Linked DNA regions of Homo sapiens: region 1 is linked to region 2. The links are chromatin contacts, found by Hi-C or POLR2A ChIA-PET in ENCODE. All regions are on one chromosome and are shown on one strand. Each heading gives the region's core, a stretch centred on a gene start or an enhancer-like site at or near the end of the contact. The rest is flanking DNA. Distances are from core to core; before and after follow the strand shown.

Region 1 (6,320 bases), core at 526-3,025, 170 kb after region 2:
CAGCCTGCAAATCTGCTATATAAAGATAGATAAGTAGCCAGCTAGCTACACACACACACAAACACACACACACACACACACACACACACACACACCCATATACCAAAACCGAGAAGGCTACGGAGAGAGGGCAGTGGAGGCATTCACTCTGAGAATTACTGTTCAAAGGGGAAAAACAGGGAGGCACTTGGGCAATCCAGAAATGCAGGTCTGAGCTGGCCTAGGGTTTTAGCAAAGGAGGAGTGAGTTCTTCAGAACAGGACCAATTAAAACCTTTTAAAGTAATTGTTCCCCTGCCTTCTTTCAAAGTTGAGCTCTAATCGTGGCCTTTCATTCTTCCCACCACTCCATCATTTTAAATTAACCTTGCGATTCCCTGCAGCTGCCTCTCACCCATCACAGACATGCTAATGCACGTGTGTGCTGCTGGGGGGCGGTGGGAGGGGACCCTGACACTAGCTTTGTGAAACAGCATCCCTGTGGGCTCTGTTCCACTCACCCCCCTACCCACCCTGGCAGAGCAGAGGGGAGGGAGGAAGGAAGCAGGCAGGTTAGCAGAGCGCAGGACCAGGCAGTAAAGTCTCCTAGCTGCGCTACCTCGCTACCTCGGGGTGTCCACATTACTCAGCCCCTCGGAGCCATGGGGGTGGGGAGGGCAGGGCCTCCTGGGACAGGACCATAAACCGTTTATGAATCCCTAAATGTCACACATCAAGTCGACATCACCTGTTCACCTTCATTCTTCTCTCCCTTTGTGAAAAGTCTCTCTTCGCATTCCCTCCGGGCCTCTCCCCTCCTGACCCTTTGGAGTAGGAGCCTTCAAAGCCCTGAAGGTTCCCGAGTGATGTGGGAAGTAAAGTTCTCAATGGAGGTCTCCTCCTAGTGAAAGGGCACTCTGTACTTAATGGAACTGGCCAGACCGTGAAGGTTACCTTGACCTTGTCTGCATGATAAATACAACTGGAGCGGGGCGGAAGGCACACCATTCAGAAAAGCAAACTGCTTGCATCTTCTTTATTTTTAATCTCACTCCATTTTGCTTCTCTGCAGGATCAAAGCAAGTTAAGGAGAGACAGCCTCTGTCTTTCAATCCTAGGGGCAGCTCGTGCAGTCGCCCCGCCGCGGCCACTCTCCTAACACGGGCAGAGGGGGCAGCGACGTGCCCCGGTCGCTCAGCCAGCTGGTGGCAGGGCTGTGACGGCAACCCAGGCCCCCAGACGCCTCTCCGCGTCTAGGCGCTTCCCATAATGGAAGGCTTCGCTCCATTAAAAGTTATTTTAGGGAATCCACAAGCCCACCGCCATCCCCCCCAAAGTGGAAATTTTATGTAAACGAGTCAAAATAAAGCAACAGTTTCTTAATAAGTATGTTTGGAGTTACACTCTGGACTAAGACGAGCCGAATCGGGCGAGGGGATGCGGACTTAAAGGTTCCAGTGTTCTTCTCCATACGGCAAGACTATTTTTAAAAATTTAAGGACGTCTTCCAGTCCACAGTCCACACCGCCTACACCCCCGCAGGTCAGACAGGCGCGAGTTCAGCCCGGTGACCCCGCCATCCTCGCGGCCCCCACCCTGGGGCCAGGGAAGAGGGCGTGGCCGACCCCAGCCCCCTCACCGAAACCGGGCCTGTCCCCTCCCCCATCGCGGTCCCGCACGGCGGCGGAGGGGCCGAGGGGTGGCGGCACCGGGATCCCGCCGCCACCCCGGCGCGCACGGAGGCAGGGTTGGGGGAAACACGATTCCTGGGGAGATTGGAGGAGGCGATGCCGCCGAGGCTGCGGGGGAGTTCTCCCGGAGAACTCGGGGGCCGGGTGGGAATGCGACCTCCAGGGCAGCTATCGCTGCTCCCCCGTAACTGCCGCAGGGACCCTCCCGGGGTGGGGGTGGGGACGCGGGGCTTCCGTCCCTTCCGGGCCGCGGAGGTGCAGGCCCGAGGGGCCCGTGCAGTCAGACGTGCAGTGTGCGCGGCCCGTGACTCAGCCGGGTGGCGACGCGAGGCCGGGGAGGCAGGGGGAAGGGGCGGGCGGGCCGGGCGCGCAACCGGGACCCCGCGGCCTCGGGAGAAGCGAGGTGCGCGCGCCCAGGAGTGGGGGGCGGGGCGGCGGGCGCGCGCGCAGCGGAGGCGCCGGGCGGCGGCGAGGGCCGGGCCGTATGCCGTCTTCCCGGCGCCGCGCTCCCAGAGCTCGCGCCGCCTCCCGGGGCGCCGCGCGGGTGGCGCAGGTAGAGGCCGGGCGGGGGTGGCAGCCACCCCGGGGCTCAGGTTCCAGCCGCCAGGCTTGGCCCTCAGCGGGCGCTGTCAGAGGGCGGGCCCGCGGGAGCGGGGCGGCGGCGGCGGCGGCAGAGGAGCGCAGGGCGGGCGGAGACCGTCGGGGTCACCTCTCCAGCCCCCCGCGGTGGCCGAGCCACCCGCAGTTGCGCTCGAGGCGCCGAGGCGGGGTGGCCGAGCGAGACCCGGGCCGGGCGCGGCTCGGGCCGCACAGCCGCGGCGGCGGCTGCAGACCTGTAAACCTTAATGACAGCAATCTTGCCCGTCTGCGCCTCTGACTCACGTGGTGACCCAGCCTCCAGTCACCCGGCGGCCGCCCTCCGGCCTCAGTTTCCCCCGCCGCCGAACAATGAAGCCACTGTGTCGCCGTTCATTTCTGAGCGCCGTTTCACACGCGGAGCGCCGCCGCCTCCCTGGGGAAGGGACCGAGGCGTCCGGCTTTTAATTATCCCCGGTGGGCGGGCGTGGGGAGGCCGCGCTCTGCTGGATAATTGAACCCTGGGACTATTCCCTCGTCAGCCCAAGCTCTTTATCTTAAGCCGTCCTTTCCTCTTCATCGTATTTAAATTTTACCCCTTCCTCTCCACGCTGGTGGGACTGCTTGAAAAACAATGAAATGGGCCGGTTAGGTGGCTCACGCCTGTAATCGCAGCACTTTGGGAGGCCCAGGCTGGGGGATCACCTGAGGTTAGGAGTTCAAGACCAGCCTGGCAAACATGGTGAAACCCTGTCTCTATTAAAAATACAAAAAAAAAAGGGGGGGGGGGAAAGAAATTGGCCGTGCATGTGGCGCATGCCTGTAATCCCAGCTACTTGAGAGGCTGAGGCACGAGAATCAGTAGAACCCGGGAGAAGGAGGTTGTAGTGAGCCGAGATGGCGCCATTGCACTCCAGCCTGGGCGACAAAGCGAGACTCCGTCTCAAAAAAAAAAAAGAAAAGAAAAGAAAAGAAAAGCAATGAAATGACTCCCCGCCTAGTTTAGGCAATTTGTGTTTTCCCGAATATCAAGGGTTCAGTCAATTTGCTCGCAACGAACTTGAGCCCTTCCTGTGGGCCAGGCCCAGTGTGCCCAGCACTGAAGCCACCGCTGCTCAGAAGCCACAGCAGGTTCTGAGGAGGCACAGCGGCGGAGAGGCCACCTCTTCCTGGTTCTGTTCTGCAGGCATAAAAGGGATCAGACTACTGACGGGCGAAGCTGAGTAAACCCCACATACATTATTATGCTGAGTGAAGAAGCCAAACACAAAAGGATACATATGGTGTGGCCCCCATTTATGGAAAACCCTAGAAGAGACAAATGTAGTCCCTAGTCCACCAAAAGTATTGGTTGTCTTGCGGTGGGGGTGGGGGCAGTGACTGGGATGAGGACAAGGGAATTCTGGGGGTGATGGAACTGTCCCATATCTTGATTCAGTCTCTGGCACCTGCGACCGCAGAGCACTCCCCACCCACCTACCGGCCTCTCTGGACCCTGAGACTTCAGGTTACTGAGGAGTCAGTAACCTTCCCCACTGGAAGGCCTTTCCCCCATGGCCCCTCACCCCCCATTCCTCCCTGGCCCTGGGTGCCCCATTTCCGGGAGCGGTTATGTGGATGGAAGTATACAGTTGTCCCAACTCATCCAACACTGAATGCAAAATGGGTGCATCATACTGTATGTAGGTGGTACCCCAAGAAAGCTGGCCGAAGCCCTAAGGGTGTGGGAAGCCAGGAGGCTAGGAGGCTTGGTGAGGGTAGCACTTTGGTCATGGAAGGGGATGGAGAGGAGAAACGTTGCTTGTTGAGGTCTCCAAAGAGAAGGCGTCACATGTTTTATGGAAATCTTACAAGCCCCAAATGTTACTATTATTATCCCCGTTTGACTACTGGGGAAACAAACTTAGGCTGAGTGAGCTGCCCAGCCTCCCTAACCCTGTCCCTGGCAGATGGTACTGAGAGGATCTGTCTTCCTCTCTCAGTGGACACGACAGATTCATCGCTGTGTGGGGGACACCGAGTGTGAGCGTCAGGGTCAGCAGCAGGGCCTTGGAGGCAGAGGGGACCCTGTGAGAATCCTGCCCTCTTTCTAGTGCTGTGACCTGGGCCATATTGGCTTCTCTCAACCCCAGGCCAAGTCCTCCCCTGTGTAAGATGGAGAAGGTCCCACCTCGGGCCTGGCGTGAGGAGATGAGGGCGCTTAGGTGGGTGCCTGGTTCGAGGCGTGCCCGTGGTGTTAGCTGTACCTCTGTGACCTTGGGCGAGTCCCTTCCCTGTAAGGGCCGCAGTGTCCTCATCTGTAAAATGAGAGGGTGGCTTTAAAGTGCCTTCCACATCCTGGTATCCTGGAGTATTTGGAGGGGCCACGGGGGAAAAGCAATGGAGGAACTTCCGGGGAGGGGCAGCAGGTGCAATTGAAGGAAGGAGGTGTCCCGGGCATCCCCATTGCTTCTGTGGAACCCAGGAGGGTGAGGGGTCTGTGGGGTCGTGTTCTGACCCATGTCCTGCACCATGAAGGGGAGATTCCTCCAACACCATGGCTGAGGGGGCCGCAGCATTGCTGGAACTCATCAAGGGCATAGGGGGTGGGGCTTTGCTCCCTTAGGAAGCGGCCTCCTCCACCGTTGGGCAGTTCCGGTTTCCAGAACATCATCCTTGTGTGGACCCAGCATCTCCCCCAGATCTCTTCTGAGCCTCCGACCAGGCACCTCAAGCTGAGGGCATCCCTTGACCAGGAATATTTTCCTCGGCTCAGTCTGTCCAGACCGTTCCCTCCCTAACTAAGGGATAGTCCAGAGTTCTGGAAGGAAGGGCCTTCCTGAGGGGAGGCCAGCTGTGCCTGCCCACTGAGGACCTTCAGCCCGTTCTCTGCCATTGCAGACCCCGTGTCGGCCCCACTCCCAGGGGCAGGCGAAGGCTTGGCCACTGAGACACCTGAGTTTCTGGCTCTAGGACGTGGCACCCTCACAGCTAGGCCTCCCAGCTCTCCCTGCACAGAGGCCACCCAGCCTGGGAGGCTTGCAAAGTGCAGCACAAATTCACACACCCCACATCACACACACCCACACACAGCACACACACATACACCACACGCATACCACACTAATTCTCCATTCTCACACCATGTACACACAACGCAACCCTCTCCAACCACACATACCTCGCTCCCTGCGTGTGTGCGTATATACCACATCCCCCACCCCCACACAACACACAACACAACCCTCTCCAACCACACATACCCCGCTCCCTGCACGTGTGCGTATATACCACATCCCGCACCCCCACACAACACAGTCACACTCTATACCCAGAGAGTCTCACATGTAGCACCCAGGTTGTGTCCTACACAAGGGTGCCCAGCTGAGGGTCTGAGGCAGCTCCCAGGGTCCTGGGGCAGGGCTGGGCACCTGGAGGGAGGAAGGGTGCCTCCTAACTGGCATGAAGGTGCCCTGTGCACTGGCTGAGACTCTGGCACCCATGACCACAGAGCACTCCCCACCCAACTCCAGTCCTCTCTGGACGGTGAGACATCAGGCCCCTGAGGACCCCCAGCCCTCCCTACTGGAAGGGCCTGCCCCATGCCCCACTCCACCATTCCTCCCTGGCCCTGGGTACCCCACTAGTGAGTACCTGGCTCCAGGCACAACTGGCTCTTCTCTCTCCAAGCCCCTCAGTCTCTTAGTACCTGGACCATTCCCTTCATCCCCCACATGCTTATGGGGCACCTGCTGGTGCCAGGCCCTGGCTCAGTGCTGGGGAGCCAGAGGGGACAAAGTCACACTCATCCTCAGCAGGCATCTGCCATCTACACACCAATGGCCATGCCCAGGGAGCAGGACTGTGGCAGAACATCCCTGGCAGCTGTGGGAGCCCCCTGACTAGGGAGCAGTCAGGGAGAGCTTCCTGAAACAGGTGGCAGTAGACAAAGGCACACGCCTTCTAACTGCTGTGACTCACTGCACGCTGATCTCTGCCCCCTCTCACCACAAAGGGAGGCCGTGGTGTGGAATAGAGACTGGGCTTTAGTCGCAACCTTGGGAAAGTGTATCAGCCTCGGCCTTAATGTCCTTGT
Region 2 (6,651 bases), core at 478-2,977:
CAACAGTCACTTCCTGGTCTATAACCCCATATGGTCTCCAGAGGCAGGCACAGGCCAGGATCACCATTTCACAGACGCAAACGTTGGTCTCCCCCAAGCTCCCTAGACTTTGTGTCCTTCTCTATCCTGGCTCCCTCCGCCTCCGGCTGTTCCTCAACTGTTGTCCAGTAGACATTTTGGGATACGGCTTAGATAAAGGATGTGTGCACTCCCATTGCAGCTTCCTTGAGGGATAATGCCACATAAATGTTAACATGACTTTTAAAGACCATCTGTGGCAAAGTTCAAAGTTGTGGGTGGATGTGAGCTTCAGGCCGAGTCATTCTGGAATCCCCATTATAGGTCAAATCTTTTTGTGAGCATTTCAAGGGGTTTTCTCAAATTCTATAAATAGCTTAGTAACGCCTGTGTATTCATCTATTTTTAAAGCCAGTCTTCCGGACAATTTCAGAAGTAATTGGGCCACTCATTGAAAGTAGGGTTTCAAAAGTCATTTCTTCAGCTTCCAACTGCTTCCAGAGCAGAGGGATCCCAGATGCCATTTCTGCCTAGGGTTGGGGACCCAACCTTCTTAGTAGAACCTGGTCCAGGCAGAAACCGTGGAGAAGACTCTAGGAATCTCCAAAAAGCTGGATAAGCTGAATTCTGGCCCCAGCTCCCAGTTCCTCCCACAGGAAACCTTGGATACAACATTCATCCAACTTATGCTTCAGTTTCTCACATAGCAGAATATGGGCACAGTCACCCTTTGCTGATTAGGAAGGGTTATTACACCTGTTTGCGTCACTCTGTCACCTGGGTGCAGGTCAAAGGTCTCTTTCATTTTATAGATAAGGATGCAGAGGCACGGTGACTGGCCTGACAGTCACATGGTGACTTTCCATTTTATAGATGGGGACACAGAGTCACAGCAGTTGGCCAGTCTTGCTGTCCTTTTATTTTGCGGTTGGCCTGCTCCTCAGGCTGAGGCCTCAGTGAGCACAGCCCCACTCTGTTTCCACAGAGAGCTTCATGTCATGGATAAGACCTACCACCTGTGCCCGGGCCTAGGCCTGGCAAACACCTGTCTCCAAGCCCTCGGCCTCTCTCCTGGGCAGGATGGCAGCCAGGCAGGGAATATCCGAATTCTGCAGAGACAACAACTCAGCCCTCTCCTCTGAGGACCTGGAGGGAAGTGTAAGGCAGGGGTGGGTGGCTGTCATGTCTGCATGATGACCTTTTCAAACTTGATGCCTTGGGGGGTCCAAAGAGCACCAGGCCCAGGATCAGAGACCTGGGTTCCAGCTCTGTCAACCTCAGAAGGTAGGCAGATCAAGGAGCCTCATCCTCCAGTGAGCTGCTGTGTGGGGCAGAGCCAGGAAAGCTGCAGGAAGTGCCTAGAAAGGCAGAGTGCTGTGTAGAGGTATGGCGAGACAGTGACATGAACATCAGGCAGGCGGCAGAGAAGATCAGGGCGCCAGCACGGGCACCAGCTACTAAGTGTGTAATCACTGAGGGCTGCCCTTGAGCCTGGGAACTTCAGCCCCCTCACGCCCCTTGACCTGACAAGTGGTACTAACGTCCTCCCTGAGGCTGAGTCCAGTGACACCTTGCTTTGAGGAATTCCTGCTTGTCCCACTGGTATTCTTCATCTGTCAGACAATCCAGCCTTCTCTCTCTGCTCAGGCTGAAAGGAAAACTTCCAGCCTCTTCTGAGGGCTTTTCAAGGCCACAGCCACAGCAGGTGCTGGCTCCCTTGCCTGAGAATAAGGCTTCGCGCCTGCCTAAGTGTGAGACAGAATTCCTGCTGGATCAGCCTGACTTCTCAGCTTCTCTCTGCTGCAACCCAGCGCCATCCCCCCGCCTCCCTGTCCCCTCCTACGGATCAGCAGAGCTGAGCCTACCTGACCTGATTTTGCCAATAGAAATATGCTGGGTGCTCACAGCCTGGGAAACTTGGAAATGTCTCCAGAGTGATCCAGATTTAGCTGGAAGTGGCTGATGGCTGTTCCCAGCCACAGTGTGTGCCCTTTGTCTAGAGCCAACTGCTGGGGAGAAAGCATTTCCAGCCACAGTGTCATGAACCATCAGTCACAGAGAATGTGTCTGGTAATTTTTTATTAATAATAGTTAAAGGATCGGCATTTGGGGCTTGATTTTCATGTCCATTGATTAGAGCAGATTCAAGATAATCCTCATCATATCACTCTCTCTTCATTCTTTTGGATGGGACAGAAAGGGCAGCAATCACCCAGTACATCGGGAATTTGACATGATGCTCAGGAGAGTGTCAGGCACCTGTGACAGCCACCCGATGGTCCTAGGTAAGGCCTGTGATTGCAGGGGGCAGCTGTTATTTCTGCGTGTGGTCCAGGGATCTGTCACTGAGCCCACCTGCCCCAGCTGCAGAATGACCACATGACCTGGTTCTGTCCAATCAGGGAACCCCATCACCACAGCCACAGTGATTGGGCTGAGAGATAGTCATGTGATGAGCAGGGCCAGTCAGAATCCTTCCCTGAGATTTGAGGGTTTGACATTTGGGGAGGGGGGGCTCTGTCTTCCTTTTGGCTCAAGAACCATTATGAGAGAGACCAGGTGCTGCTGACCGCCATCTTAGCCATGGCAAAGGGAGAACCTGTCTGTGGCAGCAGAAAAATCAGTCAGCATGCAAGTCAAAGCCCAGACAAGGGAGAGAGGGGAGAGAAGGGAGGACCAGCCCTGGGGTTGCTGTTTGAGCCCTGGGGACAGGCTGTGTCCTAGGGCCCACCTTCCATGTAAGACAGCCCAGGCCTGTGTGCCTCTTCAGCTAGTCTGAGATGGTTTCTGTCACTGGCATCCAAGAATCCTCAGTGTCTAGGGGCAGAGCAGAGTGAAGCAGTGGAATGGTCAGGGGTCGTTGGCCAGGGAGATCAGGGATACTTGGGGAAAGGTTCAAGTCCACCTAAAAAGGGACACACCCAAACCCAAGGAGTAGTTCAGGGCCCAGCTGGCATCAGAACTCAAGCAAACTTGTCCCAGGGCGGAGGCTGCAGCCCAGTGCCCACATGGTCCCCGTCTCCCTCCAGACAAGATGTGCAGCCACCACAGACTGTTGCCAGAGTGCAGAGTGACATGCAGGTCAGATTCTGACTGCTCCAGAGTCTAGGTGTGGCTGAGTCCTCAGGGCCAGGCCTCAGGGCTCAGCAGGACTGAGCCAAGACTGGCAGCTGTGGCCAGGACGTGGCATGATGGCCAGCTGTGAGTACAGCCCAGCAGACATGCCCCTTGGCTGGGCTGCATGTGCAGACTGCCAGGGGTCGGGGGCGGCCAGGTCCGAGGCAGGCTTTGGTGGATGGAGTAACTCAGGATACAGCTACCAGGTCTCTCTGCCGCTTATTCAGCACCTACTTTGCACCAGATACGTTGCACATGTTACTCATTTAAGCCAAGGAGGTTTGCCTGACCCAATCAGACTGATGCCAAGACCTTCCACGATGCTGCCCTAGGTGGGTGTGTGAGAGGCAGGGTCCATGGGCTGCCACCCAGGACCCGGGCAATAACCAGATCACCCCTTCCCTGCTTCTCCTCCTATCCTGACTCCAGCTCTGCTAGAAGCACTGCCCACCCAGCCTCAGTGCCCACTTCTCTGACTCTGCCCCTCACCGTCCAGTCCCCAGCATCCAGGCCCCAGTCTCATCCTCATCCCCAGGGCCTGGGAATCCATTATTTTGTCACCTAGGAGAAGCCTGTTGTACTGATGAGTTCTTTTTGTCCCAAGTCACAGGAACCAACTTGAGGTGGCTTAACATTGCTAAATCCTTTTCTGTAAGGATTCTGAGGTTTCATGGAGCCCAGAAGTCCCAGGGAAGGACAGAAGGGAACATTCAGGGTCGTCTCTCAGGCTGGGGGTAACCTGATGTGTCACAGTGTCTGTGGGTTCCATGCTGCAGGCCAGCCCTACGCTTGGGAATTCCCAGCCCTCTGCTTCACTGTTGATAGGAACAGGTGCCAAGGAAGGACTGCACTGTCTCTCTGAGCTGGAGGCTCCTGTCCTGGGCTCCTCCCAAATGATGATGACTGGGGTGAGAAAAGAGCCTTCCAGGAACTACCCAAGGCCAGGTCTAGCCATGGGGGCCAGGCCGCAGGCCCTGGGCTGTGTGATAGGAACGGAGGAGTGAGGGGGCTTCACTGGTGGGGGGGACCAAGGAGGAAAGCCTGCCGGGGGGATTGCAACTAGCCTCAGCAAAGCCCTGAGGGGAGAGTCTGACACAGGGGAGACTCGGGGTTGGGGTGGAGCTACATTGACGTCAACTGTGACCCCACCACACCACCAAAGGGCGGCTCTGCGGAATGTCGTGGCCTTACTTGAAGCAACCCTGGGAAGGGGGAAAAAAAATCCAATAAGCCAAGAAACATCACTGTATGGCAAAAATGTTACCCACAAAAGTGAAACAAATGTCATGAGACGGTGGCCTTGGAGCAGGGACTGGGACTGGCCCAGAGAAGGTGGGAAGAAAATATCAGGAGTGAACTGTCAGCCACAAATGAAAGAAAAGATGAGACAGGCATACATGCTGACTCTGTACTCTTATGTCTTAGATTAACAGCCCCCTACCCTTTGGACAGGTTGTCCTCTTAGAGAAGAGCTGTCTGACCACGTACCGTGGGATATTTATGCATCCGGTCCACACACGTTCATTGAACACCTACAACGAGCCAAGTCCCATTCCAGGGGACATGAAGATGGCTCAGAAAACAGGATTCCTGCCTTCAGGAAGCCCTTCTAGCAAAAAGTCAGGTCATCAACAGACATCAGACCTAGTGGAGGTGATCAGGGCTGGGAAGGAAGCATAGCAGAGTCGGAATGAGGAGTCCCGGGGGCTGTGGTGGAGGGGACAGCCAGGGAAGCCTCCCTAAAGAGGGAATGTGGGAGCAGGAAGGTGAAAGAAGGAAAGTTGGGGCCAAATAAAAAATAAAGCACCTTTTATTTGAAAATTAGTTTCCTCTTTTCAGTATAAAGAATTCTGTCAAATATGTTTTTTAAGCCATGCAACCAATTGCCCGGGAGAAGAATGCCTGGGATTGACTCCTGGCTGCTGGGCTCCCACAGCTCCCCATGGTCTGTCCCTCCCACATGTATCCAGCTTCTCAAGGAAAAGAAACTTCCTGCTAGCAGTAAATAAAAGTGCACTTTCTCCTCCCCACTGGAGAGATGGCAACAGCAGCCACCTCTCTGGACAGAAACAAACCAGGGTCACTGGGGGCATAGCGTTTGGATGGGCAAATTTCCCTAGGCCATTCATTTTCCAAGAGGGAGCCCGAAATGAAGGTGAGTTTGCAGCGATTGGTAGGGGCTGCCCATCTCCCTCAGGAAGTGTAAAAAATATATGCATCATAGTCCTTGTGCCTCGACTACCCCCAACCCCACCCTCCAGCAGCATCTCCCTGTGGTGGTTTGCGCTGCTGGGTGGTGTGGGGGTGTTTTTTCCCCTTTGCCTGTATACAGCTGTTTTTGGCTTGGCCACTGCGCTCCACCATGCCAGAGCTCATGTGGTTATCCCGAGTGGGAAGAATTTCCCAGAATGCCTTGAGAAACCTGAGACACTGAATGGCTTTCAGGGCTTATTGATGTGGCCGGTGCAGGAAATAGCAGTACGTCAATAAATAGTTTTAGGCAGGAAACGGGGCTTAAATGGTAGCCTTAAAGTTTGGGGAAAGGCACTAGGGGTTGCTGGGAGGTAGCCTGCCAATCAGATGAGAACCTAGAGCCAAATACCAGGCTTTGAAATGGCTGCCACCAATCTGAGGCCCCTTGCTGCTTTTGGATACAAGAGGCTGAGGTTAGGGGCAGAGCTAGAGGAATGGCTTGTTTCGGTTGGCAGAAAGGACTCCTTGTTCCAGAGGAAAAGCTGGCAACCTATAACATGTGTCAAGAGGAGACACACAGGCTGGGTTTTGGTGGCCTCTGGGCGGGGCATGTTCACACCCCAGTTCCCCACCCTTCTCGTGAGAATCACTGCTGACTGGCAGATTACCAGAAGAATTCCACTGTCCTAATGCAAAAAATCAAGGAAAAGGGTCACAACCTGCCAGTTTCTTTTAAAATAGCTGTTTTTCTGATTATAAAGAGAAACATTCACAGAGAATCAGAAATTCAGAAAGTAATGTAGAGAATAAAGGTCATCCATAATTCCGCTATTGAGAGACAACTCCTGTGAAACACTATTTCTCCTCTTTCTTTTTAAAAAAAACTCTATTCATGGATGAGATTATATGGTAAATGCAATTTCAGTTTTGCTTTTTTCATTTAACATTATATAAACATTTTCCCCATGCTATTGTAAACGTTTCATAAACTTTTTGTTGTTGTGTTTTTTTTTTTTTTTTTTGAGACAGAGTCTCGCTCTGTTGCCCAGGCTGGAGTGCAGTGGCGCAATCTCGGCTCACTGCAACTTCCACCTCCAGGTGCAAGTGATTCTCCTACCTCAGCCTCCTGAGTAGCTGGGATTATAGGTATGTGCTGCTATGCCCAGCTAATTTTTTTGTATTTTTAGTAGAGATGGGGTTTCACCATGTTGGCCAGGTTGGTCATGAGCTCCTGGCCTCAGATGATCTGCCCATCTCAGCCTCCCAAAGTGATGGGATTACAGACGTGAGCTACTGCACCTGGCCACATAAACATAATTTTTA

The links. Hi-C counts contacts between places; a loop is a spot of excess contacts on that map. ChIA-PET counts read pairs that join two places held with the same protein, here RNA polymerase II (POLR2A). Pooled maps may share reads with other maps.
Region 1: a pooled map shows a loop between it and region 2 (2.6-fold over the local background). The contact joins two enhancer-like sites. A Hi-C loop is called at or near these places in 1 of 168 maps with a recorded cell type or tissue (right lobe of liver) and 2 of 50 pooled maps. POLR2A ChIA-PET finds 5 or more read pairs at or near these places in 2 of 52 experiments (GM12878 and naive thymus-derived CD4-positive, alpha-beta T cell).

Annotation. Positions count from the first base shown.
Region 1 is chr18:48,973,861-48,980,180 of GRCh38, forward strand. No RefSeq gene overlaps it. Among named protein-coding and RNA genes, the nearest start is that of SMAD7, 26 kb to the left of the region's middle. RefSeq lists silencers at 1,875-1,994, 2,095-2,394, 2,425-2,544. Within about 2 kb of position 1,776, at least 24 of the 41 ENCODE cell types and tissues checked have a DNase peak (open chromatin) inside an H3K27ac peak, as active enhancers do; they include right lobe of liver, where a contact is called at or near this core.
Region 2 is chr18:48,801,249-48,807,899 of GRCh38, forward strand. All of the region lies in intron 9 of CTIF (cap binding complex dependent translation initiation factor), which reads left to right. Among named protein-coding and RNA genes, the nearest start is that of CTIF-AS1, 37 kb to the right of the region's middle. RefSeq lists an enhancer at 45-484. Within about 2 kb of position 1,728, at least 13 of the 41 ENCODE cell types and tissues checked have a DNase peak (open chromatin) inside an H3K27ac peak, as active enhancers do; they include right lobe of liver, where a contact is called at or near this core.